Linked DNA regions of Homo sapiens: region 2 is linked to region 1. Evidence: read pairs that join two places in POLR2A ChIA-PET (ENCODE). Cell type or tissue: B cell. All regions are shown on one strand. Links, peaks and the distances in the headings refer to the core of each region. The heading gives the core; the rest is flanking DNA.

Region 1 (16,607 bases), core at 8,967-12,966:
ATGGTTCACTCCTAGTGAGGTAATTTTTCCAGAGTTAGCTTAGTGTATACAGGAGAGGAGAAGGCTTAGGATGGAATAGACTAACTGAAAGGAGTGAAACTGAAGAGACCTTTGTTCCCACTTCCTAAGTATGGCACTAGACTAAACTATAAGAAGAACATACTCCTCAAGGTAGCCTAGAGGAAAGCAACATGAACATTGCTATTGAATCAGATTCCGAAGTCCGCCATTATGTTCCCTCCTGTGACCACTGTCCTCTCACCGACTCTCTGCCATACCCACACCGGAGGGAACCCGACATGAATGCTGCCGGATCTCCCTTCAAATTCAGGACCACTGATCTCAAAGCAGCACTCAACACTGGCTCCCACGCCCATTCTGCCTTGGAATGAACTTTGGATTCTTGTCTCCAAAAAGGACTACTCCTTTCCCTCCTCTTTCCCCCTAGGCTTCCCCTCCACCATCCTGACTCCAGCTGATGCCTCACGCTTCCCTGGGAAAAGAGAGCCCCTCAGGCAGGTATTCCCTCAGCTCCCACATCAGCACCCTGTCCTCACCGCACTCGCTCAGCGGAGGTGGCCTTCCCACTGGGTGGCTGGCACCAGGCCTTCTGGGACCCTCCAGGCCTTCTCTGCGCACCAGCTAGCATGTGCTAGAATCTATCTTTATTAGAATAAAAAACTGTGTACTTTTCTAGACTTATATTTCAACAAAATCTTTACATTAAACAAAACCTTCCCTTGAGCCCGCGTTCCTGCTCACCTACCTGCCATCTGTCTGCTCTTCCCCACATGCACTGAGACTCTGCAGCACACACTGAAACTCTGCAGCGCGGCCTGCAGTCCAGCCCCACGGCCTCACTGTCCCCTCCCTGCCTCGGCCTCGGCCCACCCTACTCGGGCTTCTATCCCCACCACTCCCTGAGACGGCACATTCTAGAGTGTCTACTGCAAAATCCAGCGCTCCCCCACAGCTCTCATCCTCCCTGACCTCACATGGCACTCACACCCTCTGCAAATCTCTTCCCTTCATTCCTGATACTACGCCTTCCTGATTTTTCTCCCATCTCCCTGGCAACACCTCTGCAACCTCTTCTGGTGGCTTGACCTCCACAGGTCGCGCTGCTGGGCTCTCTTGGGTCCTCTTTCTTGTTTTTGGCTTCAAACTCTCCTTCCGCTCATCCAGCCTTTAGGGTGGCAACAGCCATCTCCTCTGCGAGGATGCTTTCTCCGCCACTGTCCACCACCTACCTCCTTCTCATTATCCAGATCTCAGGGTCAATGCTACCTCCTCAGTAGGCTTTTTTGATCATCCTTTCTCATGGGATTCTGCTGTAATACTCTGCAAAGCATTTACCGTCAGTTAGGCGAGTTCAGTATGTGTGCACTACCTGTCCTCCTGCTGGAAGGCCGCTGCAGGAGCATCACCTCACTGGAGCTGATGAGGGAGTGTCCCCAGCACCTGCAACCATGACCGGCCCAGGAGGCCATCTGGAATGAATATAGTGCAGTCTTCTGCTTAGGAGCTAATTTGTTACTTCCCAAAACCCTCTTAGGATGAACTCTCATGAACAAAAAACAGTATTGCCATTAAAAATAATGGTATTTAACTGTTCCACAGCTAAGAAAGTGTGTGTGTGTGTGTACATACATATATATAGATATGTGTATATATATCTCAATGTTTATAACTGAATTTTAATGAGCTGAAAAGAACAAACAACACTATGGGGGGAAAATGCAATTGATAGATGACATGATCTCGTACAATACAACTGTCAAGGGACATGGAACTCAGCTGCTCCCAAGCCACACAAAATCAAAACCAGTCTTTGTGAATGCAAAGAACGCACTGTAAGTCAAATATGGTATTGGGCAGGGCACAGTGGCTCATGCCTGTAACCCCAGCACTTTGGGAGGCCGAAGTGGGAGGACTGCTTGAGCTCAGGCGTTTGAGACCAGCCTGGTCAGTAGGGCAAGACCCTGTCTCTACAAAAAGTTAGCCAGGTGTGGTGGCATGCATCTGTAGTTCCAGCTACTCAGGAGGCTGAGGTAGGAGGATCACTTGAGCCTGGGAGGCAGTTTGCAGTGAGCCGAGATTGTGCCACTGCACTCCAGCCTGGGTGACAAAGACAAACCCTGTCCAAAAAAAAAAAAAAAAAAAAAAAAAAAAAATATATATATATATATATATATATGTATATATAGTAATAAAAGAAATTCTTTAATAAGTCCAATTCTTATAACCCAAGGTATAGATCTTGAGGTTCATATGTAGTCTCTGAATATTTTCATATTCATGAGCTGTGGCCCTCCCATACCAATGCTGCAAGATTAGTCCCAGTGCTTCCGTTCTTAGTGTACACAGAGGTGTTGGGCTCGTGGTGGATTAACAGCAGGCTCATGGTGGTGTGGCAGAGTCTGGGGTGTGTGGTTCTGCAACCAGAATGTAGATCTCCTCCTCGCCCTGTGCCTCCAACCTGTATTAGTTAATGGAGGGGGCAGAGGCTTAGGATGGCAACAAGAATGGTTGGAAATCACACATAGTGCTCCCTTGTGTAGCAGGCTGTGGCAAGTCCTTGTGGCTTAGGATGGCAACAAGAATGGTTGGAAATCACACATAGTGCTCCCTTGAGTAGCAGGCTGTGGCAAGTCCTTATGTCATAGCTGGGGCCTTAACATGACCTTCTAGCAGCCTGCTACTGACCAGACTTGCTCCTCCCCACCTCTAACGCTGTTGTGTGAATTTCGTTTGCTTTGGGTTTTTTTTCGAGACAGGGTCTCACTCTGTCGCCCAGGCTGGAGTGCAGTGACACAGTCTTGGCTCACTTTCAAACTCTGCCTCCCAGGTTCAAGCAATTGAACCTCAGAAACACGAGTAGCTGGGACTACAGGCGTGCAGCACCATGGCCGGCTAATTTTTTTGTATTTTTAGTAGAAACGGGATTTTGCCATGTTGGCCAGGCTGGTCTCGAACTCCTGGGCTCAAGCGATCCACCTGCCTAGGTCTCCCAAAGTGCGTGAGCCACTGCACCAAGTCTGCTGCATGACTTTGCGTGGAGGGCAACAGATCTCTAGGGTCGGGGGCCTGGATTGAGACTCCTCAACTGCCAGCTCCAGCTCCATGACCCAGGTGAGGGAAGTTACTTTTCAAGGCATCAAGACTTCATCTATAACATGGTTACAGCAGGACCAATAGTTCCAATTCCCTAAGGTAGAACTATGAAATAAATGAAGTACACTGTGCAAATGAAAACCCACACCTGGCCCATAGGAACACTCAACAGTGCTCATTGTTGTGGTTTTTGTATTTATTAATATATACTTATTAATTCTCCCTATCAATTCATGTTCATTCCCAGGGTTAAAAGGAATAAGAATAGCCAAATGAAAATAAGCACCTCAAGTTCTTGTCTGCTATTGTGCAGTCAAAATATACCTGAAATTCAAATCACACAGATTATAAACTCTCCACTAATAGGGAAGGTTTGTCCAGCTAAGAAAAATTACAGCATATTGTAGCTTCAGAATAATACTTTTATTGGCCTCAATTTCAGCAAAATATTGATCTATATCCTTTATTGTTTGGAGAGCTTCAAACAATAAAGGCAACAGCTTTCCTGCCATGTCAACAAACCACACAAAACTGCCTTTATTAATGATACTCTGGTTTCTATTATGCTTATTTTTGTAGTGCCTTTTCATCTTTTCAATTTCATTCAAAATTCTGATATGGCAACAGATAATAACCACTGTGGGTAAGGATGAGGAGAAACTGGAACCCTCATACACTACTGGTGAGAATGTAAAACACTGCTGCCAATATGGAAAACAGCCCGGCAATTCCACAGAAGACTAAACATAGACACACCAAATGACTGAGCAATTCCTCATCAAGATGTAATAAACCCAAGAGAAATAAAAGCATATGTCCCTAAAAGACTTGTACATGAATGCTCACAGTGGCATTATTCATAATAGCTAAAAAATGGAAACGATCCAAATACTCATCAACTGATAAGTGAAGAAAATATGGTATATCCATATAATGGAATATTATTTGACCATAAAAAGGAATGAAGACGCCGGGTGTGGTGGCTCACGCCTGTAATCCCAGCCCTTTGGGAGGCCGAGGCAGGCAGATCACGAGGTCAGGAGATCAAGACCATCCTGGCTAACACGGTGAAACCTCGTCTCTACTAAAAAACACAAAAAATTAACTGGGCGCAGTGGCAGGTGCCTGTAGTTCCAGCTACTCGGGAGACTGAGGCAGGAGAATGGCCTGAACCCAGGAGGCGGAGCTTGCAGTGAGCCGAGATAGCGCCACTGCAGTCTGGCCTGGGCGAAAGAGTGAAACTCCGTCAAAAAAACAAAAAAGGAATGAAGAACTGGTACATGCTACATACAACATGGATGAACCCTGAAAACATTATGCTAAGTGAAAGAAGCTAGTCACAAAGAAATACACATTGAACAATTCCATTTATGTAAAATATTATATGAAATATTAATTTGCAGAATAAGCAAATTAATAGACACAAAAAATAAACAGTGGTTGCCTAGGGATTAGGAGGAGATAGAAAAATTAATGGTGACAGCTAAATGGTTCAGGAATTCTTTTGGAGGTTATAAAAATGTTCTAAAATTGATTGTGGTGACAGTGACAGCTGCACAACTCTTTGAATGTATTAAAGCCATTGAATTGTACATTTTATTTTTAAATTTTTATCTATTTATTTGAGACCGGGTTATGAGACTGGCAATTTTTATATTGTGGGTAGAGACGGGGTTTCGCCATGTTGCCCAGGCTGGTCTCGAACTCCTGGGCTCAAGTGATTCACCTGCCTCGGCCTCCCAAAGTGCTGGGATTACAGCCATAAATCACCGCACTTGGCTGAACCATATACATCTTAAATAAGTGAACTGCATGGTATGTAAATTTTATTTCAGTAAAGCTGTTCTTAGAAAAAAAAAAAAGAGGAGATGTTAAGTCAATGCAAACTTTTTTTTTTGAGACGGAATCTCGCTCTGTTGCCTGGGCTGGAGTGCAGTGGTGCAATCTCGGCTCACTGCAAGCTCTGCCTCCCAGGTTCACGCCATTCTCCTGCCTCAGCCTCCCGAGTAGCTGGAACTACAGGCGTCCGCCACCACACCCAGCTAATTTTTCGTATTTTTAACAGAGACGGGGTTTCACCGTGTTAGCCAGGATGGTCTCGATCTCCTGACCTCGTGATCCGCCCGCCTTGGCCTCCCAAAGTGCTGGGATTACAGGCGTGAGCCACTGCGCCCGGCCAAGTCAATGCAAACTTTCTAGAAATATCCAGAGGCAAGAGAAACTGAGGGCATGCTTAGGGACCAGTAACTATGAGAGAGACAAGCCTCAAACAGTAGTAAGGATGGGGCTATAAAAGACCACAGGGAAAGTAGAAGAATTTAAACTTTATTCAATTGGTCTACAGTTCCCACACTTCATGAACTGGTTGCACCAGAGTAACATAGAAAGCTAGGTGAAAGACAAATTCCAGGCCAGCACAGTGGCTCACTCTGTAATCCCAGCACTTTGGGAGGCTGAGGGGGGATGATGGCTTTAAGCCCAGGAGTTCGAGGTTGCAGTGAGCGGTGATCATGCCACTGCACTCTACCCTGGCCAACAGCAAGACCCTGCCTCTGGGAGGGAAAAAAAAAAGTCATTGAGCATGCATGTTTCTCAGCTATGAATAATGAATTTAGAAAGCTTCAAGCACACATCCTCCAGCTCCCTTCTGAACAGCAGTATTCGGTCACAAGACAGCTGGTGGGGGATACAGATACAATGTAAAACCCTGTTTCACCCATGCACCCAACACTATTTAGCCCCAATATCTCAAGCTCTTTTATTGAATTAGCCAGTGCAGTAATTAAGTAGGAGACTTTCAGGTGGGTCTTATGTGGCCTGAAAAGCTTTCCTTCCAGATGGTTCTGGGTGGTACCTATGACTCAACAAATCACAAACCCAAGTTGTTAGGATAAACTCCTGGTTAATGTATAGAGGCACAATCTTAAGTAGTAAGCTGTTTCCTCAATAAACCCATGTGCTTTAAAATGTTTTAACTAGGGAAAACTTTTTAACTTATTAAAATTGCTTAGAGGAAAATCATTCTAGAGCATAATTTTCATAATTTAACACTACAATATGTAATATAAAACAGTGTAACTACTCGTTCACTCTACGACTCCTGAAACATACAGTCTTTAGTTCAAACAGACTGAACCAAGCCTCAGACACAAGATTAAGAAGAAAACTCAGGCCGGGCACGGTGGCTCATGCCTGTAATCCCAGCACCTTGAAAGGCTGAGGCAGGTGGATCACCTGACATCAGGAGTTCGAGACCAGCCTCAGCAATATGGCGAAACCCCATCTCTATTAAAAATTCCAAAAACTGGCCAGGCATGGGGCGTGGTGGCTCACACCTGTAATCCCAGTACTTTGGGAGGCCGAGGCAGGTGGATCACAAGGTCAGGAGATCAAGACCATCCTGGCTAACATGGTGAAACTCCGTCTCTACTAAAAATCCAAAAAATTAGCCAGGCATGGGTGGCGGGTGCCTGTAGTCCCAGCTACTCGGGAGGCTGAGGCAGGAGAACAGCATGAACCCAGGAGGCGGAGCTTGCAGTGAGCTGAGATCGAGCCACTGCACTCCAGCCTGGGTGACAGAGCGAGACTCCACCACAAAAAAAACAAAAAAAAATTCCAAAAATAAGCCGGGCGTGGTGGCGCATGCCTGTAATCCCAGCTATTCAGGAGGGTGAGGCCTAAGAATCACTTGAACCTGGGAGGTAGAAGTCGCAGTGAGCAGAGATGGTGCCACTGCACTCCAGCCTGGGTGACAAAGTGAGACTTTGTCTCCAAAAAAAAAAAAAAAAAAAAAAAGCAAATTGATACCATACTGGTTTGAAGTAATTCCCTTTATATCCAATTCACACTCCCTATAAACACGTTAATGTGGTCCTCACCTGTTTTTATTATCATTATTTTGTAGAGACGGAGGTCTAGCTATGTTGCCTAGGCTGGTCTCTAACTCCCGGCCTCAAAGTGATCCTCCCACTTCGGCCCCCCAAAGTGCTGGGATTTATAGGCATGAGCCACTATGCCCGGGTCCTCACTTTTTCCTCACTTTTTTTTCATTTTCAGTTTCTCATACCTTTAAATATGAAACACAGATGGTAGAAAAATAAGTATTTTATTAAAGACAGTGAGCTCAGATAGACAACATACTGACATTTTATTGCCTTCATAAAAACTCCGTCTCACTGGCATATAATGAAGACCTACAAGCTACCAAATTTCAACCTCCTCCATCTTAATAAAACCACCACCGTAGGACTATGTTCACTGGTCTAGGATTCAAAGGTACCTTCCATTAGCTGAGGCATTTCTTGAAGTGGAAAAAGAATGTGAAGGCAAGCAAATCACAGGCTCACTGCTAACATAAAGTGGGATAATGTCTGTTACAATGTGGCTCAATAGTATAGAGTATAATGCAAATGTTAATAATTATTTAAATTGTGAGGACCATAGGCTGTTTTAGATCATGAAGGTGTCTCATCCAGAAAAGACTTATTCTCAATTAAAAGATATTTTAATACATTTTCATTATTAAACAATTGTTTTGGGAATAGATCACTCTTAACTGCAGGCTTGGGTTCTCTCTTAACTGATGTATTTCACCAGAAAATATGTAAAGTTCAACTTCAAATTGACAAAATTTTAAAACTATGTGATTAGCAGCTGGGCGCAGTGGCTCACACCTGTAATCCCCGCACTTTGGGAGGCCCAGGTGGGCAGATCACCTGAGGTCAGGAGTTCCAGACCAGCCTGGCCAACATGGTGAAACCCTGTCTCTACTAAAAATACAAAAATTAGCTGGACATGGTGGCGGGCACCTGTAGTCCTAGCACTTTGGGAGGCCGAGAGGGGTGGATCACCTGAGGTCAGGAGTTCGAGACCATCCTGGCCAACATGGTGAAACCCCATCTCTGCTAAAAATACAAAAATTAGCTGGGCGTAGTGGCACGCGCCTGCAATCCCAGCTACTCGGGAGGCTGAGGCAGGAGAATAGCTTGAACCTGGGAGGAGGAGGTTGCAGTGATCCGATATCGCGCCACTGCACTCCAGCCTAGTGACAGAGCGAGACTCCATCTCAAAAAAAAAAAAAAAAAGTAACCGGCCTGGTGGCGGGTGCCTGTAATCCCAGCTACTCGGGGAGCTGAGACAGGAGTATCAGAGAATCGCTTGAACCCAGGAGGCAGAGGTTGCGGCGAGCCAAGATCACGCCACTGCACTCCAGCCTGGTGACAGAAAAAATAAAAATACAAAAATAAAAACTATGTGATTAGCATTTTCTTCCGCAGGAGACACAAAATAGAAGCATTCCTGTTTAGAAATCTTAGCCATAACTATTCTTTGTAAACGCTTAACCAGACCATTTCACTCAGGTGTACCTACAACATGTTAGCTTCATTTGCAAATTCCCTGAAGGAATTAAAGACCACAAAAATAGAATCCTTTAACAGATGCAGCTCTTTATTTTAAAAATCAGTATAATCATAGTCCACCTGATTCGAAATGCATTCTGTGGAAATTCAATGTTACTTAAGTAAACAGCTAGTGGAACAGTAATAATTATAGCTACAGGCATTTATGGAGCACCTATCCCGTGCCAGGCACTGTCAGATGTCCTTTAAATACCTGATCTCAATTAACCCTCACCACAACCAAGAATGATTAATTCTCCAAGGTCACAGTGCTGATAAGAGGAATTTAAGCCCAGATTCCTTTTACTACAAAGCTTGAAGCTCTTTCCCCTGTTTGCCACAACAGCTTTCATCCTAGGCAAAGTGGCCAGGACCCGAGCATGGTTTCCACCTGCTGTTGTAGCCGTGCTCTCCCACCAGATGACGCAATCACCAGGTTAGACTTGATCTCGAGGGAACCAGAGGAGGTTGTAATTCACTACACCCACAAACAGATTTAACTGAGCAAATTACTCAACAGCCAGAGTTGAGGTAACTACAAAGCTGTGATGAAGGGCTCCCATTGTAAAAATTCAAATAATTTTTTAAAACACAAGAATACTTATTAAATGCCTATTCTGTTTCCAGCATTCTTTTAGGAACTGAAGAAGACATTGGATGGACTATATAAACATTCAGCACAGAAGGAAAATATAAATAACATTTATTCACCATTGTTCTAGAAACAAAGCTACCTGTGTGTTCAGAACACAACACAGCAGTCCTGAAATAGTAATTGAATCAGTATTATGAAAATAAATTACTCCAAATACTTTTTCTAGTTCTCTCAGGCACATGCATTTCTCTAATATTGGAACTGCTGGTCATTAAAGTATGCATGTTTTGGACTTTCTTGATAATACTGTTTTCCAAGGTAGTCATATGAATTTATATCTGTACCAGCCATCTATGAAAGTCCCTACTGTTCAACATCCAACTTTAATTTAGGTATACAGTGTTCTGGCACTGTGGCTGAAATGTGCATTTCCTTCATTAACATGGTTGAACACCTTTTCATGTTTATTAGACATTTGGATTTCTCCTTTTCTGAAGTGGCTGTTCAAGACTTTTGCCCATTATTCTATTAGTGCCTGTAGCATCTTGTTTAAGAAATGTTTCTCTATACTAAGGTCATGAGTATCTTCCTATATTAATTCTAAAAGTGTTATTGTTTTGCCTGCCTTTCTGCCATGCCTCCAGGTCATAAATCAAGTGTCTGGCTATGCATAATACTGTTTCTGGACTCCATATGGTGTTCTATTGGTCCATCATTATTAGCCTACCCAGTGCCAATATTACACTATCTTTTTTTTTGAGATGGAATCTCGTTGTGTCGCCCAGGCTGGAGTGCAGTGGTGCGATCTCGGATCACTGCAAGCTCTGCCTCCTGGGTTCACACCATTCTCCTGCCTCAGCCTCCCGAGTAGCTGGAACTACAGGCACCCGCCACCACACCTGGCTAACTTTTTGTATTTTTAGTAGAGACGGGGTTTCACCATGTTAGCCAGGATGGTCTTGATCTCCTGACCTCGTGATCCACCCGCCTCGGCCTCCCAAAGTGCTGGGATTACAGGCGTGAGCCACCGCGCCTGGCCCAACACTATCTTAATTATTATAACTCTTCTTGATCTCTAGCAGAGGTTTTCCTAACTTTTCTTTTTCAAAGTGTTTTGCCTTTTCTTGGGCCTTGGCAAATGTTTTAGAATCAGCTTGTCTAATTTTTTTAAATGTGGGATTACATTAGATCTATAAATCAGTTTCCAGAAAATTGACACATTTACAATATTGAATCTTCCACTCCTTGAGCCACTGTGCTCTTCATTTATTTAGGTTTTATTTAAAGCCACTCAATAAAGTTTTAGAATTTTCTATATCTGTTATAGTTTATAACCATTTAAAACCATGAATCTGAAAAAAATATATTTTGTAAATGATGTATAAGTTTTTGGTGAGATACCTAGAGCTTGGGATAAGTATATATAAGTATGAAAATAAACTGGGGCTGGGTGCAGTGGCTCACACCTGTAATCCCAGCACTTTGGGAGGCCGAGGCGGGTGGTCAGGAGTTCGAGACCAGCCTGGCCAACATGGCAAAACCCCATCTCTACTAAAAAAAAAGTACAAAAATTAGCCAGGCGTGGTGGTGGGTGCCTGTAATCCCAGCTACTCAGGAGGCTGGGGCAGGGAGAATTGCTTGAACCCAGAAGGCAGAGGTTGCAGTGAGCCGAGATCGCACCACTGCACTCCAGCCTAGGTGACACAGCGCAACTCTGCCTCAAAAAAAAAAAAAAAAAAGAAACGAAACTGGTGGTGGTGGTTTGCACCTGTAACCCCAGCTACTCGGTTGGCTGAGACAGGAGGATGGCTTGAACCCAGGAGTTAGAGACCAGCCTTGGCAACACAGTGAGACACTGTCTCTAAAAAAATTAAAAAATATTAAAAAGTTAACATAAAATTTCTTTTTTTCTTTCTCTTTTTTTTGAGACAGAGCCTCGCTCTGACGCCCAGGCTGGAGTACAGTGGCACAATCTCAGCTCACTGCAATCTCCGCCTCCTGGGTTCATGCCATTCTCCTGCCTCATCCTCCCGAGTAGCTGGGACCACAGGTGCCCACCACCATGCCCGGCTAATTTTTTTTGTATTTTTAGTAGAGACAGGGCTTCACCGCGTTAGCCAGGATTGTCTTGATCTCCTGACCTCGTGATCCGCCTGCCTCGGCCTCCCAAAGTGCTGGGATTACAGGCGTGAGCCACTGCGCCTGGCCAACATAAACTTTCTTAAAATGTATAAATGAAACAAAGTTCATCAAAGTCCAATTACTATGACATAATTTCATTTTAATTCCAGAATTACTGTTTTGTAGTAATGTAACATCTCACACTTCCACAGTACTAAAGTACTTGAGAGAACTTGCATGTCACATAAAGTGGTGTCCAAATATTACCATTCATGGGTCCTTATATTTATCCAGTGATAAAGTACTTACACAGTCCGGAATAATTTTCAATTCATCAACTTCAAGAGAAAAAGAATGAAGGAGAAGATGAATACATGATGGAAGAGACTGAAACCTTATTAATATACATCCCCTGCCTGGGGCTGAGGATACAGACCCTTTTCTCCCATGCGCTCTGACCCCTCTCCCATACTTGCATAATTCCCTGACCTCTACCTACTTTCTCTCCTTTGCAAAATTGGACACGGTTCTGTCAATATTCTGTGTTGAAGACTAAACGTAAACAAGTGTCTCAGAGAGGACAGTTAAAAAGTCAAACAAAGAGCAATAATTAGTTAAAGGAATGATAGCTAGTCCCTATTAGAAGGACATTCTATTAAGACTGCCTGTAATCATGGTTTGTGGAAAGACTGAAAATAACCCCCAATAAATTGGCCTCAAAATCTTCAAGCAATTCTAAGAAAATGGTAGAATTTGCACACAAAAATAAGAATCTTGAAAAAAAAAGGCGGGGGAGAGGGGCAGGGGCCGTAGCGCACGCCTGTAACTCCAGCACTTTGGGAGGCCGAGGCAGGCCGATCACCTGAGGTCAGGAGTTCAAGATCAGCCTGGCCAACATGATGAAACCCCGTCTCTACTAAAAATACAAAAATTAGCCGGGTGTGATGGCGGGCTCCTGTAATCCCAGCTACTTGGGGGGCTGAGGCAGGAGAATCACTTGAACCCAGAAGACGGAGGTTGCCGTGAGCTGAGATCATGCCACTGCACTCCAGCCTGGGCAACAGAGCGGGACTCTGTCTCAAAAACAAAAGAAAAGAAAAGAAAAAGAAAAAAAAAGGGAGGAAAACTTTACAAACAACTTCAAGTATTTTAATTCACTCACTTATCCCTCAAAACATTTTAGAATCCAGTAAGTAAAAGGCACTCATTTATACTGCATTCTACGTGAGGGGGCTAAAAATCACCTGTAGCTTCCAGAAATTTAGAATCTGTTTGGGAAGCAAGAAATAAGCACAAATAATTGGAGTACAATACAACGTAAGCACTGAATGTTACTGTTATAAAGCAGTACAAAATCCTGCAGGACCTTCAGAGACAAAAAGGATTACTTTCAAATGAGATGGTCTTGACACTTCAACAAGGGCGGTGTGGGTTCAGCTTGCTCTGGTACAGGGGATGGCGAGCCACAGCCCGCAGGCGGCAGACACCTGTTTTTGTGCAGCCTGTGAGCTAAGAATGGTTGTTACATTTTAAAATATTTGAAAAGACTCAAAAGAAGACTATTTCCTGACACAGGAAAGTTATATTAATTGAAATTCCAAGGTCCAAAATAGTTTGTTGGAACACAGCCACGCTCTCACACTCCACAGCAGAGGGGAACCGTTTTGACAGAGACCATATGGCCCACAAAGCCAACAACATTTACTACCTGGTCCTTTAAAAAGTTTTCCAGCCACTGCTCAAGAAGGATGGATAGGATTCTGGCGGGCAGAACTAGGAGAGGAGGGGAAGGAGAGCAGAGAGGAAGAAACATTCCACTTGGGAAACGAAGGTGTGACAGCAGAGAGAGAAAATCCCGAATATTTAAGGAACAGTGGGAAGACCAGTTTGACCGAAGTGGCGGTTCCAAAAGAGATAAACAAGTTTTGAACCATTTAGAACTGTGTGCTTTGTTATTGAGCCATTTATACAATTGTGGTGAGTGATTAACAGGCATCCTCACTTGGAATCTATGAGGTTGATTACTGTTATTATCCCTAGTAATAATTAAGAAACTAGTTGAAAGAGTTGATAAGAAAACCAAGGCTTACAGAAGTAACTTGCCCAAGATCACAGCCAGCAAGCTGAGCACAGCAGTGAACCTCTTTGCCCCTGAGGCAACGCTGTGAATACTACACCATATAAAATCTCCACACAGGGCAGTAAAAGGAAAGGCATCAATAAAGGCAGCTTAGGGCAAAACTGTCAACGGTGCAAACGTGGAAGTAAAAAAATATGGATTTTACGTGTAGGTTATGTTTCTCCAATTGTGTTTAAAAGGACAGTTCTCCCGACTGGGTGCAGTGGCTCACACCTGTAATCCCAGCACTTTGGGAGGCAGAGATGGGTGGATCGCTTGAGCCACAGGAGTTCCAGACCAGCCTGGGCAACGTGGCAAGACTCTGTCTCTACAAAAAATACAAAAATTAGCCAGGCATGGTGGTACACACCTGTACTGCCAGCTACTTGGGAGGCCGAGGTGGGAGGATCACTTGAGCCTGGGAGGTCAAGGCTGCAGTGGGCTATGATGGTGCCCCCGCATTCCTGCGTAGGTGACAGAATGAGGGCCTTTCTCAAAAAACAGAAAAGGAAAAAAAAAAGACAGTTCTTTCACGAGCTGGTCCAAACGGTTCCTTCCACCTTTAGAATCAAAGTATTGTGGTCTTTTTCTAAATCACAGGAGAAAAAAATGTAAGTTCAATGTTCTCAATTTCAGGTTTCTCTTAAACATTTGAAAAATGGTAAATTCTAAAAATCAATGTATTGAATAACAGACCAAGTTTGGGAAAATTTAGCTGATTATGCTTAGCTCAACTTTTTTTAATGGATTATGTGCTTACCAATGTCATTTTATTCTTTTAAGTTCAAATGATCCATTGAATACATTAATTCAGTAACAGTTAACTCAATTATCTGGAAGTGGTTTTGAGATTAAGATATTCTTCAAAATAATAATCATGCTTTTGTGAGAGCTATCATAAGCACTAAAAAAACAGACATCTACATATTAGCAGTATCTTTTCATTCAAATTATAGAAACCAAAAAATATTACATCTTAATGCCACCTGGGAACACCCTACCCCTAGCTGACTAAGGCTGCACTTTTCAAAGAAATATGCAAGCCACATACATAATTTAAAATGTTCTAGTATACATAGTTTAAAAGTAGAAACAGGTGAAATTAATTATAATAGTATATTGCATTTTACCCAGTCTATTCAACATATTGTCATTTCAACATTTAATCAATATTTTATAAATTGAAAGATATTATTTTTTTCTACTAAATCTCAAAATCTGAGTGTATGTATTTCACACTTCACAGCACTGGCCATATTTCAAGTGCTCAAAACCACAGGTGGCTACTAGACAGGACAGCACAGGTCTAAGGGATCTGATTTCTAGAAATCACAGCAGGAAAGAAGCTGTGGAGTACAACTTTACCATCAGTGAAAGTGAAGGACATGGGTTAAAAAAAAAGGGGGGGAGGAGGAGGAGCATTTGACTCCAATATTCTCCTGTTTGCAATAAACGAGAGTTTAACTAAAAAATGAATAGCAAACTACAGCCTATGTTAGCAGACAGTAACCTTTTAGCAATCCATATAAGGTTCTAAACTATTGTGCACTATTGATTTTATAATTGTTTTCACCACATTTTAACTAGTCTTGCTGTAACTATACTTAGGGTTACCCATACCTTCCCTCTTTCCACTCCACTTCCTCACCCGCTCCCCATTCCCTAAACTATTTCAAGTTACAGAAGAAGAATCTACCTTCAGGTGCTTTCTACAACACAAATTTAAAATCTACACAAGGATGGTCAATGGAAAGGCACAGAAAAATTTTGGAAGGTGGACAGAAATGGCCAGAGTGCTCCACACAAGTCTTGAAATGGTGAAATGGTGTAATAACTTTTTTTTTTTTTTTTTTTGGAGACAGGGTCTCACTCTGGTTGCCCAGGCTGGAGTGCAGTGGCGTGATCTCGGCTCACTGCAGCCGCTACTTCCGGGGCTCAGGTGATTCTCCCACCTCATCCTCCTGAGTAGCTGAGACTACAGCTGTGGGCCACCACACCTGGCTAACTTTTTTGTTTTTAGTAGAGGCAGAGTTTTGCTATGTTGGCCAGACTGTTCTCGAACTCCTGGACTCAAGCAATCTGCCTGCCTTGGCCTCCCAGAGTACTGGGATTACAGGTGTGAGCCACCACACCCGGCTGTGTTATAACATTAAGAATAAAAAAGAAAAGAGGCCAGATATTCCTAAGCAGTGATTCAACTAAACCACGTGAACAGTTTAATGCTAGAACAGCGAAGAGATAAGTGTCACCAATGAGGGCCAAAATAAGTCACGAAAAGTTCCCCTCTCACCCTCCTGCCTCTACCTATCCCCCAGGAGAATTTGAGTGGGATCATTCTCCAAAGATTTGGTTGTAGCAAACATTTCTTTTTGGCTCTTTCTAGACACCAGATCGAATTCTCCTTCATTAATCTATTAAAGTACCTATAATAAGTTAAAATGGTAGACAATAAATTCTGCTTGTGAAAAACAAATTGCTGGACTGGGTGTGGCTACACTATCTGGGGTGGGATGTGATGGGAGAAGACTATGTATTTTAGTGGCAATAGGTCAAAGTACATCAGTGTTCAAGTTTAAAACAAACTGAACAACTCAAACACTGCAACAACAGGATGTTTAACAGTTTCTTTTTACCAGATATAATTACGCGGTTACGAGGTGTTTACCAGTGCTTAAAATGAAAAATTGAGGAAACCAAAATTATAGCTCAGTACTTCTCAGCCCTTTGATGAATTATGTTTGTTATCCAGAAGCCTATCCCTATCAATTAGATTACGCTTTTAAAAAGTTACAAGAAATCAAAATATTATAATTCTTTTAGTTCGGCGGACTTCATGATGCCCCCTTCAAATAATGGAAGTAATGAAAGTGCCCAATCATCAGCAAAGTCTTTAGACACCTATTTACGTCTTGTTTTAAAAACTAGATATTAAACCAAGATTATGTCGTTTGTACAAATATTTTATACACACACAAAACCAACTTGAAATACACCAAAGTATCAGCAAAGATTATCTCTGGGTAATTATGGGTTTTGTTTTTTTTCACTCGCTTCTAAATTTTTTTTTTTTTTTTTTGAGACGGAGTTTCGCTCTTGTTGCCCAGGCTGGAGTGCAATGGCCCGATCTCAGCTCACTGTAAACTCTGCCTCCCGGGTTCAAGTGATTCTCCTGCCTCAGCCTCCCGAGTAGTTGGGATTACAGGCGCCTGCCATCATGTCCGTCCAATTTTTGTATTTTTAGTAGAGACAGGCTTTCACC
Region 2 (16,607 bases), core at 6,629-10,628, 86 kb before region 1:
TTCACTTAAGGACCAAAGAAGAAGAAGAAGAAGAAGAAGAAGAAGACAACTTAGAAGGGAAAGCAACAAAGAGGTCCTTCCACAATATTTTCCTCTGTGTATTTTAAAACTTAAAACAACTGCCATAAAATGAACATTCCATTCAGTGATTCTTTTCAGTTTTCCAATAAGTTATTCCTGAAGGGAGGGGAGATACCTTATGGTTCAAATTAAAAAGAACGTAACAGGGCCAAATTTAAGTTATAAAAGCTAAAACTGAACCTTTAGAAAATTCCACTAGTCTTCTCCTAGAAAGTCTTTCTAGACCGGACACTAGGATATTTGTAATCATTACACTGTGGGACTTAGGGAACCCGAACCTGTGTTTTGCAATGCAGGGTCAATATTTTCTGTTGAATATCTTTGTCACAAAGAGAGTCCATTTTCAGTTTCCATATGTTTATGAAGTAATTTTCTCAAGTTCTCTTAGTACTCAAACATTGGGGAACAACTACATGAACGCAGTCTCAGAAATAAAGTGCGAAATCTACACATCAATAAAGTTCTTTTAACAGAATTGTTCACTTTTCAGAAAATTGTCTTTATCATAAAGAAGCTACTCTACTTAATTTATAGAACCAGTTTTTACCCAGAAATGTAAATTAATTAACTTCATTTGAAATGAAGTAAGGTCTTTCTGTTCTGGAGTAATAAATTCTACTATGCAATAATTATTCTGAAAATGTGTTAGCATGTCACAAAAAGTTAAAATATATACTGATTTTTTAATGCCCAACTAATAGTATATTCATAAAGACTGGATTTCTTCCAGATCCCTTATAACTACCTGAATTATTAGAAGTGGCCATCACATTTTAATTTTTTCCCTAAGTGTGAAGTTGACCGTCTTATTAAAAGGTCTAGATGAGTCACAATATGTTTAAAGTTAAAAATGTTAATAAATAAGAAATGCCACCTTCCTGTCCAACTTTAAAGAATGTTCATTTTAAGACAGCATTAAAAGTAATAAAATACACTGAACATGTCAGCAAGAGTTAAATGTACACTTGGTAAGAACAAGGAATATATCCTTTACCAATGAATGATAAATGGATCCTGCAAGGCAGAACAAAATTTCAATACTTTCTCTCTCTCTCTCTCAATAGTTTTGGAAATTTTTCTTGGTACCAATATCTCCTTCTTACCACCACCACAACCACAGAATGGGAGGCAAAGCTTTAATGTAGGGGTTTAGATTCTGCTGACATCAAGCAGCCTTTTCTCTTTCAGGTTGTCCACCTTTGTGAAATAATGAAGAACTATCAGAACATGAGCTTCTGACCTAATCCACTGAGGACCAGCATCTGTGGAAAGCACTACCAACAGCCCAACAATAGTTTTCTAAAATAGGGAAGTTAAAAAAAATCAGCAAGAAAAATTTAGATGACAGTTTTTGCTTCAGAATATCACTGTCAAACTTTTGTTTCATCATTTTAATTTTGTTATTCAGCAGGCTCCCTTTGTTAAATTACTGAAAACTAAAACAAGATAAAGCAGTTCAGACCTAATGCACACCCACAAAATGCCCCTTCTCCTTTGGTGCCATGGCTTGGAATAAGAAGTCCAGTAACCATGAACTTGGCACATCCTGTCTCCACCTTTGGTATGAACACAATATGCCACTTAATATTTCCACAAAGGAAAAGTAAGGCTCGTCAGTATGTTAAAAGACCAGCTCAAGAGCAAGGCAAATTCTCTCCACCTCGAAATCTACTTTCCCCTGAAAGATCTCTGTTCTGTGGCAAAAACCGAGGGTTTGAAGAGTCAATTTGATAAAGATGACCTTGGCAAAATAAACCCCAGTGTATGGATGAGAGACAAAACTGTGGTTTCCGAACTCTTGAGTGAATAATAAATCTTACAAAAGAGCTCTACGTGTCAGAGCTTTCAGACTTATGAGAACAGACATGAGGTGGGTGCTGGATTCAAGCTCCAGGGTGGAAGTCATGGTTTGGTGATATGCACTTCGCTGCTTCCGTTCCCGTTGGTGGTGGTGGTGATGATGTACTGTGTGGTCTGCTGTTGGCTGTTGGTCTGGGGGTCCAGGGAGTCACTGTGTGCAGGTGGCTCGACCTGGACTCCACCAGAGAGGGCAGAAGTTTGCTTTTCTTCCAATTCTGATTGACTTTCTGATAACACATAATGACCCTAGAGGAAGAAGAAAAGGATCCTTAAAAACTTGGGGCCTTAAAGGGAGGGTGAAGCTACTGGGGAAGGAGGGAGATGTGAAGAAATGTCACAAGGGACCCAAAATAGGCATCTATGAGAGATGCTTTGCCTAGGTCCTTTAGAGAGGGTGGATCAGTCACAATAATTGACGACAAAGATAAGCTCCTTAAAGGAGCACCTTAGCAGTTTCACCAAATGATAGAGCGAACAACTTCAGGTACAGTAATTTGCATCATGGTGGTAACATACGTGGCAAAGAAAACATGCCGTTGCAATGCTCCTAATGATTTACAAATTCAGAAAAGATAGTTAACTGTCCATTCGATCTTAAGATTAATACAGAATGGATCCAAGAAGAGATATTTAAAGTCTCCTTGAAGAGGCAGAATGACCCTGAAGACAGGTAGTCAAGTCAATGGTTCTCAGACTTCAGAATTTCAAAAGACCAGCAAAATTTAAAAAAATAATAAATGGAGGCCAGGCATGGTGGCTCACACCTGTAATCCCAGCACTTTGGGAGGCCAAGGTGGGCGGATCACCTGAGGTCAGGAGTTCGAGACCAGCCTGACCAACATGAAGAAACTCCGTCTCTACTAAACATACAAAAAAAATTAGCCGGGCGTGGTGGTACATGCCTGTAATCCCAGCTACTTGGGAGGCTGAGACAGGAGAATCTCTTGAACCTGGGAGGCAGAGGTTGCAGTGAGTTGAGATCGTGCCATTGCACTCAAGCCTGGGCAACAAGAGCGAAACTCCGTCTCAAAATAATAATAATAATAATAATAATAATAATAATAATAATAAATGGTTCCCAAATTTTATTTTGTCAAGTAAGGTCATTTAAAAAAACGCGACCATCAAATAGACATTTTAACACTCAAGAGTACAGGAACAACAGGATCTCAGAATGAAATCCCTTACACTGAATACATTTAGCTTTATGAAAACTTACACATGGTCTTTGTTTTCTTATTTTTCCCCTCATCATGAAAACGTCTTCGTGACGTTCAGCCTGTAGCTGGCTATTTTGTTACATTAACATTTTTAAAGAAATGTGTCTGTCGGTCAGAAGGAGGGTTGGTCAGCTACAGCACAGAGGAAGAGAGACGTCGCAGAGAGACTGTCAGGCAGTAGCCTGTCTGCACTGCCCAGAAAAGAGCCATCGCCAAATACCCATTTGATTCCACTAGGGCCAGATGTTCTGAGTTCACCCCCACCAGACAACGTTCTGATTATGATTGGTTTTTCCACGTGGGGAGGGGGCTGTTTCTCAACCTAGGGTCCATTGACTCCTAGGGGGTCCATAGGTCAGCTGCAAAAAATGCATGAACCCCCAAAAATGGACATTAAATTAGTGTGCACATACACTGTGGCAGGGGGAGAGAAATAACTTTGGCTAAAACCATTCTCAAATGAGTTCCAGGCCAGAAAAAGGTCAAAGTCAATGGGTCCTACAGGGAACAAAAAATGTCCTGATCATGCCAATATGATTATCTCATTTTACATTCGTTACTGTTTTCACTGACAATTAATAGTGTTACTCTGGATTTACAAATCTCTCCTAAGTCTAGTTAATGTGACCTCGTGTGCTGAGAAACAGGTGAGCTCTCAGTATACTAAAAAAAAAAAAAAAAAAAAGGAGAAAAAAAATCAGGTTTTTGAGGCCACAAGACTAGTTAGCTACCCTCTGAAACCTCTTAAGAAAATCTTCCCTTGGTAATATCTCAATATTCCTAGCCATTGAAGAGCATTTTTCCTTTTTTTTCCTTCTAGCTTTATTAAGATATAATTAAACAAATCAACCTGATTAACATATCCATCAACTCATGCACTTACCATTTTATTTTGTGGCAAAAACATTATCTATACTATGTTAACAGTTTTCAAGTACACAATACATTATGAACACAGCCAGCATGCTGTACACAAGATCTCCAGAACTTATTCACCCAGGAGTATTTTTCTTTTTTTTTCTTTTCTGAGACAGAGTCTCACTTTGTTGCCCAGGCTGGAGTGCAGTGGCATGATCTCGGCTCACTGCAACCTCCGCCTCCCAGGTTCAAGCAATTCTCATGCTTCAGCCTCCTGAGTAGCTGGGATTATAGGGATGCACCACCACACCCAGCTAATTTTTGTATTTTTAGTAGAGGCAGGGTTTTGCCACGTTGGCCAAGTTGGTCTTGAACTCCTGACCTCAAGTGATCTGCCTGCCTTGGCCCCCCAAAGTGTTGGGATTATAGGCGTGAGCCACTGAGCCCAGCCAAGAGTATTTTTCTAAATTCACATGTATGTACTCTGTCTTCTAATAACTTAAGAGGCAGGCCAGAACAAACCAGTGAAGATAAAAACAGAAGAAGGAGATACAATCAACATTGTACCTGCCCAACTTAGATAATTTATGGCAATGTTTTTCACTTTCGGGTGGATGAAATGTTTAATACAGCTCCATAATTGATTCATTATATTATTCTCTCCCAACCCAGTTGAGGGCCAATTGTCTTGAGGACTCAATCTTTCCAAGAAGCATATAAAAACGCTCATAAGGGCCAGAAGTGGTGGCTCACGCCTATAATCCCAGCACTTTGGGAGGTTAAGGTGGGCGGATCATGAGGTCAGGAGATCAAGATCATACTGGCCAGCATGGTGAAACCCCATCTCTACTAAAAATACAAAAATCAGTTGGGTGTGGTGGTGCGTGTCTGTAATCCCAGCTACTTGGGAGGCTGAGGCAGGAGAATCACTTGAACCCAGGAGACGGAGGTTGCAGGTGAGCTGAGATTGCACCACTGCACTCCAGCCTGGCGACACAGCAAGACTCTGTCTCAGAAAAAAAAAAAAAAAAAAAAGGCTCATAGGGATGGAGATAGGACCATTACAGTTATTAATTGAACAGATATTTATTGAGCATTTGCTATATCCTAGCCTCCTGGACAGGGCACTGAGGATAAAGTGATAATGCCCAAGACCTAGCTTTCAAAGAATTCATCATCTACTGTGAGAAAACAGAGTAAGCCAATCATTACGAGATAAGTGGTGATAAGAGTTACTATACAGCACCACAGGTTGGACAGGAAAAACCCGACCGAGTAGCGTAGCTTACCGAAGTAACCGCCTTCACCTGGCCAGTAGTAACTGGAGTTGCCACACCACTGTCTGTAATCACAAACTGACCCGGAGGAAGCGTCATCATTTGAATCTCAGATGCTAAAAAACAGGAAATATTCATAGTTCAGTGGTCTCAGATTTTAACACAAGTCTTAGAAACAAAAACATAACCAGTAGCCACAGTCCGCACTGATTTGCTTGCCATGAGAGTCTCACAATGATGTGATTTCTTGGTGCCGTGAAAGCATCTCTGCTACGAATTGAGAAGAGCCTGGTACGCAGATACCCAGTGTCAGAGACAATCAGTGCATTCCCCTTCAAATGTGGCTTCTCAATATCCACAAAGACAAATACTCAACAATTTTTAAAACCTTGAAATACGTCACAAAGAGTTACCTTTTAAATCAATATTTTTATCTTTTATATTCAGATTTGAATTTGTGACACAAATGTATCCACACTTGGCAATTATAATTTAATCCAACTTGAATTTTATTTCACCACCAGTGTTATTAGAGCAAATTAAAAATAAAGCCCACCCTAGCATCTTGTTGATGGTCTCTAAATAACATTTTCTACTAAAAGGAATGAGAGTTTCTTGGGAAAATGGCTGATTCCAGACCTGGGCAGAAAGCTTGTGAGACAGTTGTGGGGCATCGTGTCTTCCCAGCACACAAGACGTGACGAAAGGCTATCGAGGCATGTGAGAATAACGCAGGAGCCAGTTAGAAGAGGCTCCTACAAACCAGAGAGGGGATCACTCGAGCATGGGTAAGGATCACACCTGCAATCGGCTGAAACACACCAGGCGTTGAAATCCAGGGGTCCATAACCACCATAAGACGTGCACACACAACCCTATCACCTTGGATAGCATAAGAAATCAATTCATTTTGTGAAAACTGGTAAACAAAGGAAATGAATCAGGTATTTAAAGTGTTTATCCTGCCTTTCTTGTACAAACTGTAACTGAGAGTAACTTGGTAGTGAAGGTAAAATTTTTTTCTTTATAAAAGTTTTCTAGCTAATTAATGAATAAGGTGCTAGAATCATGGCCAGGCACATGGACTCATTCCTGTAATCCCAGCACTTTGGGAGGCCAAGGCAGGCGGATCACTTGAGGTCAGGAGTTTGAGATCAGCCTGGCCAACATGGTGAAACCCCATCCCTGCTAAAAATACAAAAATTAGCCAGGCATGGTGGCGGGTGCCTGTAGTCCCAGCTACTCAGGAGTCTGAGGCAGGAGAATCACTTGAACCTGGGAGGCAGAGTTGCAGTGAGCCAAGATCGCACCACTGCACTCTAGGCCTGAGTGACAAAGCGAGACTCCATTTCAAAAAGAAAAAGAAAAAAAAAAAAAGAATATCACGACTTTGCAGCCCTAATGAAATAATGGAGCTAAAGAATAAACATCGATGGCTCCTAACATCACAAGAAGAGAGATGCCTGAACATTATGTGCTCTTGATAGAAGTACACACACCAGCTATGAAGTATCAGGAGGAAAAAAACAAACTGCACCTGAGCAAGCCTGTAGCTCAAATTGCCAGTCTATAGGAAATGAAAGGAACAGAAGAGCACATATTCACTGCTTGGTAACATGGGAATCCCACCAGCAAAATCCAGAATGCGGAAAACAGCACAAATGACCCGGTTTCCTCAACACAGAAATTATAACTTAAAAGAGTGAACACATATTAAAAGAAACTCAAAAGTCATCATCAATTGCAATGTATGGCCCTTATTTGGAACCCAATATGAGCAAACCAACTTTTTTGTTTGAGATGGAGTCTCGCTCTGATGCCCAGGCAGGAGTGCAGTGCCGCGATCTCGGCTCACCACAACCTTCGCCTCCTGGATTCAAGCGATTCTCCTGCCTTGGCCTCCTGAGTAACTGGGACTGTAGGTGCGCACTACCATGCCCAGCTAATTTTTGTATTTTCAGTACAGGCGGGGTTTCATTATGTTGGCCAGGCTGGTCTCGAACTCCTGACCTCATGATCCACCTGCCTTGGCCTCCCAAAGTGCTGGGATTACAGACGTGAGCCACTGTGCCTGGCCAAGCAAACCAACTATTTTTTAAAAAATTTCTGAGACAATCATAGAAATATAAAAACCCTGACTGGGTATTTTAAATATATTTGTGGGTATTAAAGAATTACTGTTGGCTTGGCACAGGGGCTCACGCCTGTCATCCTAGCACTTTGGGAGGCCAAGATGGGAAGATCACTTGAGCCCAGAAGTTTCAAAACCAGCCTGGGCAACACAGCGAGATCTCATCTCTACTAAAAAATTCAAAGGAAAAAAGAATTAGCCAAACATGGTGGTATGTGCCTGTAGTCCTAGCTACTGGGAGGCTGGGGCAGGAGGATGGCTTGAGCCCAGGAGTTCGAGGCTGCAGTGAGCTATGATCACACCACTGTACTCCAGACTGGGTGACAGACAAGACCCTCTCTCTTAAAAAATAAATACAGAAAAAATTACTGTCATTTCTTCTTAGGTGTGATAATGTTGCATGGAGTTGTGTTTTTAAAAAATAGTTTTTTTCAGCTGACCATGGTGGCTTATGCCTGTAATACCAGCACTTTGGGAGCCCAAGGCAGGAGGATCACTTGAGCCCAGGAGTTTGAGATCAACTTAGCCAACATAGTGAGATCTTAGCTCTAAAAAAAAGTTCAAAAATTAGACTACACGTGGTGGCTCACATCTGTAAACCCAGCACTTGGGGAGGTCAAAGTGGGTGGATCACTTGAGTCCAGGTCAAAGCTGCAGGAGCCACGATCATGCTACTGCATTCTCCACCCTGGACGACAGAGCAAAACCCTGTCTCAAATGTTCTTTTTCTTTTAGAGGTAGGTACCAAAATATTTATGGATGAGGTGATATGATGGATCATTATCCAGCTGGAGGATGGGAGATCATGATGGGAGCATATATGAGACAAGGTTGGGTGTAAGTTGGTAACTGCTGAGGCTGGACAATGGGTACAGGATGGTTCGTTACACTCCTCTCTCTACTTTTATATATTTTTACATTTTTCCCTAATAAATTTCAGTCCCAGAATCTTTTCTACAGGTTAGAATGCTAGTTCATCCTATTATTATCATGAATATCTTCATCACTCCACTTTTTTTTTCTTTTTTGAGATGGAGTCTCACTCTGTCACCCAGGCTGGAGTGCAGTGGCATGATCTTTCTGCCTCAGCCTCCTGAGTAGCTGAGATTACAGGCATCCGCCACCAGACGTGGCTAATTTTTTTTGTGTTTTTAATAGAGATGGGGTTTCACCATGTTGGCCAGGCTGGTCTCAAACTCCTGACCTCAAGTGATCCGCCCACCTCGGCCTCCCAAAGTGCTAGGATTGCAGGCATGAGCCACCACGCCTGGCCCGCTCCACTCTCTTTCACAGGAATTACACTGAGTACAGAGGTCAGTCTATTCACCAGATTCTAGTGGTAAGAGAGTCCCTGACTGGAAACTAGACCCAGCCCTCAATGTGACGTCCAATGTTTAAGAGTATAGTTTGTGGCCGGGCACAGTGGCTCATGCCTGTAATTCCAGCACTTTGAGAGGCTGAAGTGGGCGGATCACCTGAGGTCCGGAGTTCGAGATCAGCCTGGCAAACATGGTGAAACCCCGTCTCTACTAAAAATACAAAAATTAGCTGGGCGTGGTGGCGGGTGCCTGTAATCCCAGCTACTCAAGAGGCTGAGGCAGGAGAATCACTTGAACCCGGGAGGCGGAGGTTGCAGTGAGCCGCGATTGTGCCACTGCACTCCAGCCTGGGTGACAGAGCGAGACCCCATCTCAAAAAAAAAAAAAGAATATTGATTGTAAAAATAACTAGACGGTAGAGTTTGAGCCTGACTCCATAGCAAATCTATGTAACATAGCCAAGGATCAATCATGACAAAGACGGGCCCCCAAAAATAAATCAACAGTAGAAGAAAGATCAATACCGACCCTTTCCCTTCTCAGCACCTCTTCCTCCTAGTTTCTACTACTGAGGTCTGTTAAAGTCTACTCCTATTCCTTCCACACCTTCCATGAGAAAGGTCTCATACTTCCTGGCCTGCCCCAAAGCTGTTTCCCCACCAAGGGGTTTACCTGCCCCGACCTCTGTCAGCCAGCCTGCTACTGTTTCCACAGCACGAATCTCAGGGCTTTGGAATCAACGACTCTTCTATCTCCCTCCTTTACTAGATGATGGTCAGCTGCACAGTGGGGTGGTTTAGAGTGGACACTCTGAAGCCAAACTGCCTGGGTTCCAATCCTCTGTTTACTAGCTCTTGGAAAAGTGAGTGTGTGGAAATTGCCTTATCTGTAAAATGCAAATAACAATTGTACTTATCTTATAGGTTGTTGTGAATACTGACTGTGATATATATGGTTCGGAATCATTCCTGGCAATGTAGTAAGAGCTTAATGAAAGCTGGTTAACATTATTATTGTGTGGTGTTACCGATACTAATGAGAATATTAATCTTGGCATAGCCAGTGTCTAGTACAGCGATTGATAGACAGGCATTCTACAAATATTGGTGGAAGGGATGACTCAACATAAGCTATATCCAACTATCTTACTATTTAATTTCATAGCTACATTTCCTCCAGCAATATACCTGACGTTTCGAAAATGTCCTATCAGGGTAGCTCTGTGAAAGCGGAATGCTACACCTTGAGTTTTGTCATGAAACCCATTGAAGTACATTCATAGAGAGTGTAAACAATGGCCAAGAGATACTTTAAAAATCTATCACAAGCTGAAGAAATTATGACACATGGCTGGAGATCCCCCACCCCTGACCGACACGGCATCGTCCCTTCTTACTTACAATAGCCACGGAAGGAATTCCAAGCACTGGGCAGGTACGTGTGCTGCACAGAGGAATTCTGCTGCTGCTGCTGCTGCTGCTGCAGAGCCTGCCCCTGTGTGGAAGAACTGCCCTGGATGTGGGAGGGGCTGAGCCCCTGCTGAGCCTGCTGGGCTGAGGGACTCAACGGCTGCCCAGATACCTGGGGAGAAAGAGAAAGCAATGGTAGGGAATTACGAGCTTCTAATATAGTGAAGACTCACAAATAACTGAAGGAAGTACACCAGACTCATATGAATTATAATACTGAAACTATCGTTGCTATTTTTTTTTTCTTTTGAGATGGAGTTTCACTCTTATTGCCCAGGCTGGAGTGCAACGGCATGATCTCGGCTCACCGCAACCTCCGCCTCCTGAGTTCAAGTGATTCTCCTGCCTCAGCCTCGCGAGTAGCTAGGATTACAGGCATGTGCCAACCCACCCAGCTAATTTTGTATTTTTAGTAGAGAAGGGGTTTCTCCAGGTTGGTCAGGCTGGTCTCGAACTCCCGACCTCAGGTGATCCACCCGCCTCGGCCTCCCAAAGTGCTGGGATTACAGGCATGAGACACAACGCCTGGCCTATCATTGCTATTATTAAAAGTAATATTTTAAATAAGAATAAACTCAATGAAAAGCAAGCATAACTATGAAATTCTAATTTGCTTTCAAAGGATTCTCTACCAGAGTATGCAAAAAAATTAATTTCAATCAACTGTTGGAAAGATAAATGAAAGAAAATATAATTACCTACATTCTATAAGTTTAAAAATAATGGGAGGTGAAGTAACTTGCCTGTGTCACAAAGCTAATCTGGAACACAAAATGAAATGAAACCCAAAGTTCATCGTTTCCATTCACCAGTACTGGCAAATCCCACCTGGCTGGTGGAGTTCAGCACAGGTGGGTGAAGAGGCCCACTCCTGATAACAGGATGAGGCCAGCGCTCTCCAGCCTGCCACACTGCAATCCTGCTCCAAACTACCCTCCCAACTTCCTTTCCAAACATCATTTCCTGTGAGTAATCTAAACAGAATAACCCTGTTTTCTATAAATGTACATTTTCCATTGCAGCATGAGCTTCTTCAGATCAGACTGCCTTCCCCAACGACTATGTCAGAACTGTACCCCTCCTTCAAGACCTCAAAGACCACTTCTTCTAAAAAATGTCCTGGATTCCCTCCTAAACCTAATCTCTCCCTCTCTGAACTCTGAGAACTTATCTATGTATCTCAATTCCAGACTCAAGCATACAAACACAGTAACATAAAATATACCATAATACTCCAGAAAGCCACTGTTCCAAATCATAGAAGCCACTTAGCCATTGCATTTAGAATGAAAGCAAAGACCACTGTTGTTTCTAGGATGTCGTACCACAGGACTCTATGAGGGCAGAAGCAGCTAACAGCTTAATATGTGTCCACAATGCCAATATAAAAATTGGAGGCAAAGGTAAGATCCTTTAATAAAAATCCAAAAATAACAGTAGCTGAGGAGACTAGGTCTGAAGAGAATGTCTTCCCTCTCATTAACTCTGATAATCCCTGAAGCCATGATAACACCTCCAAATAGTCTGTGGAGCAGGGTACCTGGGCGGAGGACGGGGCCGAGGCGGTAGGCTCGCTGACCTGGATGTGCTGCACCTGGATGGCGTGCTGGGGGTAGGGCTGAGGATCATGGAGCTGGCCAACATCCACAGTGGACTGCTGTGACTGGTGAGGGGAAGTGGCCTGGAAGGAGAAAAAACAGGCCCAGAAACCAGACATATATTGATTGAAGTTAAGGGAAATCCTTCCAGAGAAAAGGTTCAGTTAAAAACAATATCCTGGCCGGGTGCAGTGGCTCATGCCTATAAACCCAGCAGTTTGGGAGGCCAAAGCGGGTGTATCGCTTGAGCCCAGGAGTTCGAGACCAGCCTGGGCAACATGGCAAAACCCTGTCTCTACAAAAAATACAAAAATTAGTCAGGTGAATGGCCGGGCGCCGTGGCTCACGCCTGTAATCCCAGCACTTTGGGAGGCCAAGGCGGGTGGATCACGAGGTCAGGAGATCGAGACCGTCCTGGCTAACATGGTGAAACCCCGTCTCTACTGAAAATACAAAAAAATTAGCTGGGTGTGGCGGCAGGCACCTGTAGTCCCAGCTACTAGGGAGGCTGAGGCAGGAGAATGGCGTGAACCTGGGAGGCGGAGCTTGCAGTGAGCTGGGATTGCACCACTGCACTCCAGCCTGGGCGACAGAGCGAGACTCCATCTCGAAAAAAAAAAAAAAATTAGTCAGGCAGCAGGGTGCAGTGGCTCACCCCTGTAATCCCAGCACTTTGGGAGGCTGAGGCGGGGGGATCACTTGAGGTCAGGAGTTCAAGACAAGCCTGACCAATGTGGTGAAACCCTGTCTCCACTAAAAATACAAAAATTAGCTGGGTGTGGTGGCGAGCACCTGTAATCCCAGCTACTCAGGAGGCTAAGGCAGAAGAATCACTTGAACCTGGGAGGCAGAGGTTGCAGTGAGCTGAATTCGTGCCACTGGACTCTAGCCCGGGCAACAGAGCGAGACTCCATCTCAAAAAAAAAAAATAGCCAGGCATGGTGGCATGCCTGTAATCCGAGCTACTGATGAGGCTGAGGTGGGAGGAATATCTGAGCCTGGGAGGCGGAGGTTGCAGTGAGCCATGATTGTGCCACTGCACTCCAGCCTGGGTGACAATAGTGAGACCCTGTCTCCAAAAAAAAAAAAAAAAAAAAACCAAAAACAATATCCCAATATATGCCAACAGAAATAGAAGAATGGAAGGGATTTCAGCTCCAATGCTGCACTCGCAGATAGCCCACACCTAGAACACGCCATACAACAGGATAAAAAAAGAGCGTTTAGAGAAATATGCTTCTCACACATAAGCCACTATTAGATTCTGGAAGAGAAGGAGAGAGAGGGAAGATAGTTCCTGACAATAAGCTGAAAAAGAAGTTGTCAGGAATCAAAAATTTCAGTTACATTTAATGATCTACCCTTTATCAATTAAAAGAGATCAAAGAAATTCGTTTTTAGTTTGTCACCATTAACCCACTATGACAGTGGTTCTTAACCTTTTATATATCATAAACATCTTTGAAAAAGTAGCTAAAGTACAGGCCCTTTTTCTAGAACAATGTACCTATACATCATAATTTACAGGCAACTTCAGGGACTCATATAGCTTCCTCCAAAGCCTGAAGTTAAAAACCCTCCATAAGAAAAACAAGACAAAGAATAGTCAACGACAGTGGCAACTTCCAATTTCCTGTCCCCATGTTAGTTTTAAATTTTCAGAGACCAAATGATTTCAAAGCAACAAGTTTGTTCATTTGTGCCTTGGGGACACTTCTCCTCAGTGTAATTAAATGAAACAATAGTTCTGGGAGAATCACTTTCATTTAGTTCCTTAGTCAATAAGAATGAGTTATTCATTATCTGGTAGAAGGAACACAGTTATACCTCTATACTACAAAGGCACTGACTGATATGCAGAGATTGACTCAATTTTTTTTTTTGAGTCCTGTTCTGTCGCCCAGGCTGGAGTGCAATGGTGTGATCTCAGCTCACTGCAACCTCCGCCTCCCAGGTTCAAGCAATTCTCCTGCCCCAGCTTCCTGAGTAGCTGGGATTACAGGCATCCGCCACCATGCCCAGCTAATTTTTGTATTTTTAGTAGAGACGAGATTTTGCCATGTTGGCCAGGCTGGTCTCGAACTCCTGACCTCAAGTGATCTGCCCGCCTCAGCCTCCCAAAAGTGCTGGGATTACAGGCATGAGCCACTGCGCCCAGCCATCAATATTATGCTTTATGACCTCTCTTTGATATAAGACATTTGATACGCAGGTCGTGATTTATCAAACTGGCTCATTACCAAGCAGCCAACCAGGATGGTTAAAGATAAGGATCAGAAGAGGGTCAGAAACAGGTGCTGTGGCTACTGTCCTGCCACAGCACAGGAGGCTTGTATATGCTGGAACCTAAAATTTCCTGACTACTATAGACAGAAATCTCTTACATTGCTAAGGCCAGAGGCCTCATCAGCCTGAAAGGGGAAGGGGCAGTTGTAAAATGCCCAAGGCTCAGAACTTCCACGCAGAAGGACATTACATAGATCCCAGCCCCAGCTCTGAGAATGAGGTGCTAGTGGCAACACGGCATTCATAAGGCAAAGGGAAACCAAGGCACGCAGTACCGAGGCCACTTGAACCACTTGCAGCTGTATGTGCTGAGGCTGCTGGAGGCCAGACGCCGACTGCGACACAGGGATGTACTGAATTCTCTGGTAATCCCCTTGTGGCGTTCGGTAGTCTGTCGTTAAGGTCTGGGACAGTTCTGTCATTGCTTGGGTGAGCAGGTCCGTCGTCACCACAGTCTCTCCAGTGGCGCTGTCTGTAGTCAAAACCGCTGGGGTGGCACTGATCACAGCTGTCGTCAGTGGTGTGTGTATGGTGTTGGAGAGCTGGGCGAACTCTGGATGCTTCTTTCGAATGTGCTGGACCATCTTGGTCTGAAAAAGCAAGGCAAAAAACAAGAATAATTATTAGAATTTGTGATTTTCCGTTTTTCTCATATGTAAATCCTCCAAAGATTCCTAAAGTCTTTTATGTCTTAAAAAAAGAAAAATCAGAGCAACACTGACTCTATGCCTGTACTTCCTGGGGTAACATAATGCTATGAAAGCAGGGAAGAGGGTGGGGAAGAAGTAAAACCTCACCTGACCTCACACCATCAGCAAGGTCTCAATACCCCCCCCAAATAGTACCTGCAGCAATCAATCACAATCCCCCCAGCCAAAATGACCTCCTTTGTAAAGCCACCACGTAACTTTCTATGTGGTGCTTCCAAAAGCCTGAACTCACCAACTGCAAGCACAGAACATTCAAACGTGAGGCCCTCCGCAGGCCAAGGGAAAAGGAAAACAGCCAGCTGCTCGGGCTGCTGTACGGCACTAATTCTGGGGAGGTCCACAGTATCCTCTTTCCATTCTCTGCTGTGCTCTCTGTTTACAGTGACTAGGACAACATCTCTTTCAGTCCCCCGTCAACTCAGAAGGAGCCATCCAGGCCATGTGGATGAGAAGCCACCTTTCCTTAAGAGATTCCTCGCATGGCGGTTTTGACCTTAGCTTTAGTCAGAAACTCCCCCTACCTTGCTGCTGTACTGCTTGGAGCAGTGGGGACAGCAGACGGGAGGGGTGGCGATGGTGCCCGTCAGCTGGGTGTGTGTGCTCAGCATGGGGTCTGGCTCTCCAGGACCAGCGGGTCGGAGCTTCCGAATGCTCGGTGGGAGCTCTGCTCCTGGGTGGTTCTTCAGAATGTGGGCTTTGCGCTTGCTGGCACTTTTATAAACCTGCAAATGTAAGCGCCTTGCCATGAAAGCAGTATACAGTTCCACTTTCTTGCTTAAAGCAAACTAACAATTTCATTATAAGAAAATGAGGAAAAGTATTCATGTAGCCCCAAATAAAATATATTAATATGTATATTAACAGATCTATTGAAGAGCAAGGATATACTACAAATTAGAATAAAATAAGAACATAATGTAGATATGATAGGTTTCTTTCTTTAATCTATAAATCTAAGATAATAACTGTGAAAATACCCTTTATCCTAAAGTTTAAAATTTGGATATGATACACAGACAGAGGAAGATAATTGTTTTTAAGGCCCATCCACCTCATATGAGAGCTGCCTGTGAAAGCTCTCATATGATGTACGCAGCTGAAGACCAGGAGCCAGAGAATCTTCCAAATGGCAACGTCAATAGCAACTGCTATCTATAGTGGGGAATCTATGTTAAAAAATGTTTCTCACTTTTAAGCTGATATAGCTACATTATATAAGGAAAGGATGGCTGGGTGTGGTGGCTCATGCCTATAATCCCAGCACTTTGGGAGGCCGAGGCGGGCGATCACCTGAGGGTGGATCATCCTGGCCAACATGGTGAAACCCTGTCTCTACTAAAAATACAAAAATTAGTTGGGCGTGGGGGCTGGCGCCTGTAATCCCAGCTACTCCAGAGGCAGAGGCAGGAGAATCGCTTGAACCCAGGCGGAAGTTGCAGTGAGCTGAGATCATGCCACTGCACTCCAGCCTGTGTAACAGAGCAAGACTCCATCTCAAAAAGTAAGAAAGGATATTACAGTGGAATAATAAATATATATTCTGTGTCTTTTCTGTAACTACATGAAAATAATGCAATAGTACAAGTAGAGTACTCCACCACAAAGCTTTCCCAACCCCCTCCACCTTATAGAAACCCCAAAACTACCATATATGTTATAGGTCATGATAAATGCTCTCATTTTAGAGCCTAGGAATTTGAAATTAATTCATACACTAAGCACTAGTAATAAACCTCTTCTTGTGTAACAAAAATCACAGAGAGAAGGGACAGTAAGAAAAATGAAGTCAACTATTTCT

Evidence for each region. Peaks named below come from ENCODE experiments on the same cell type or tissue, not always from the same donor. Only the 100,000 strongest peaks of a DNase experiment are listed, where the experiment ranks them.
Region 2: POLR2A ChIA-PET joins it to region 1 with 5 read pairs; 21 of 35 experiments call an interaction of 5 or more read pairs at or near these places.

What each region holds. Positions count from the first base shown.
Region 1 is chr11:129,983,637-130,000,243 of GRCh38, forward strand. All of the region lies in intron 1 of PRDM10 (PR/SET domain 10), which reads right to left. Among named protein-coding and RNA genes, the nearest start is that of PRDM10-DT, 11 kb to the right of the region's middle. RefSeq lists a silencer at 10,816-10,975. In B cell, for the core only: no CTCF peak of the experiment used is centred there; a DNase peak (open chromatin) is centred at 10,875.
Region 2 is chr11:129,900,330-129,916,936 of GRCh38, forward strand. PRDM10 (PR/SET domain 10) reads right to left here. Exons shown (of 21, transcript NM_199437.2): 16 at 15,331-15,531; 17 at 14,375-14,689; 18 at 11,756-11,896; 19 at 10,147-10,327; 20 at 5,309-5,412; 21 at 1-2,187. The coding sequence ends at 1,984. Among named protein-coding and RNA genes, the nearest start is that of NFRKB, 13 kb to the left of the region's middle. In B cell, for the core only: no CTCF peak of the experiment used is centred there; no DNase peak of the experiment used is centred there.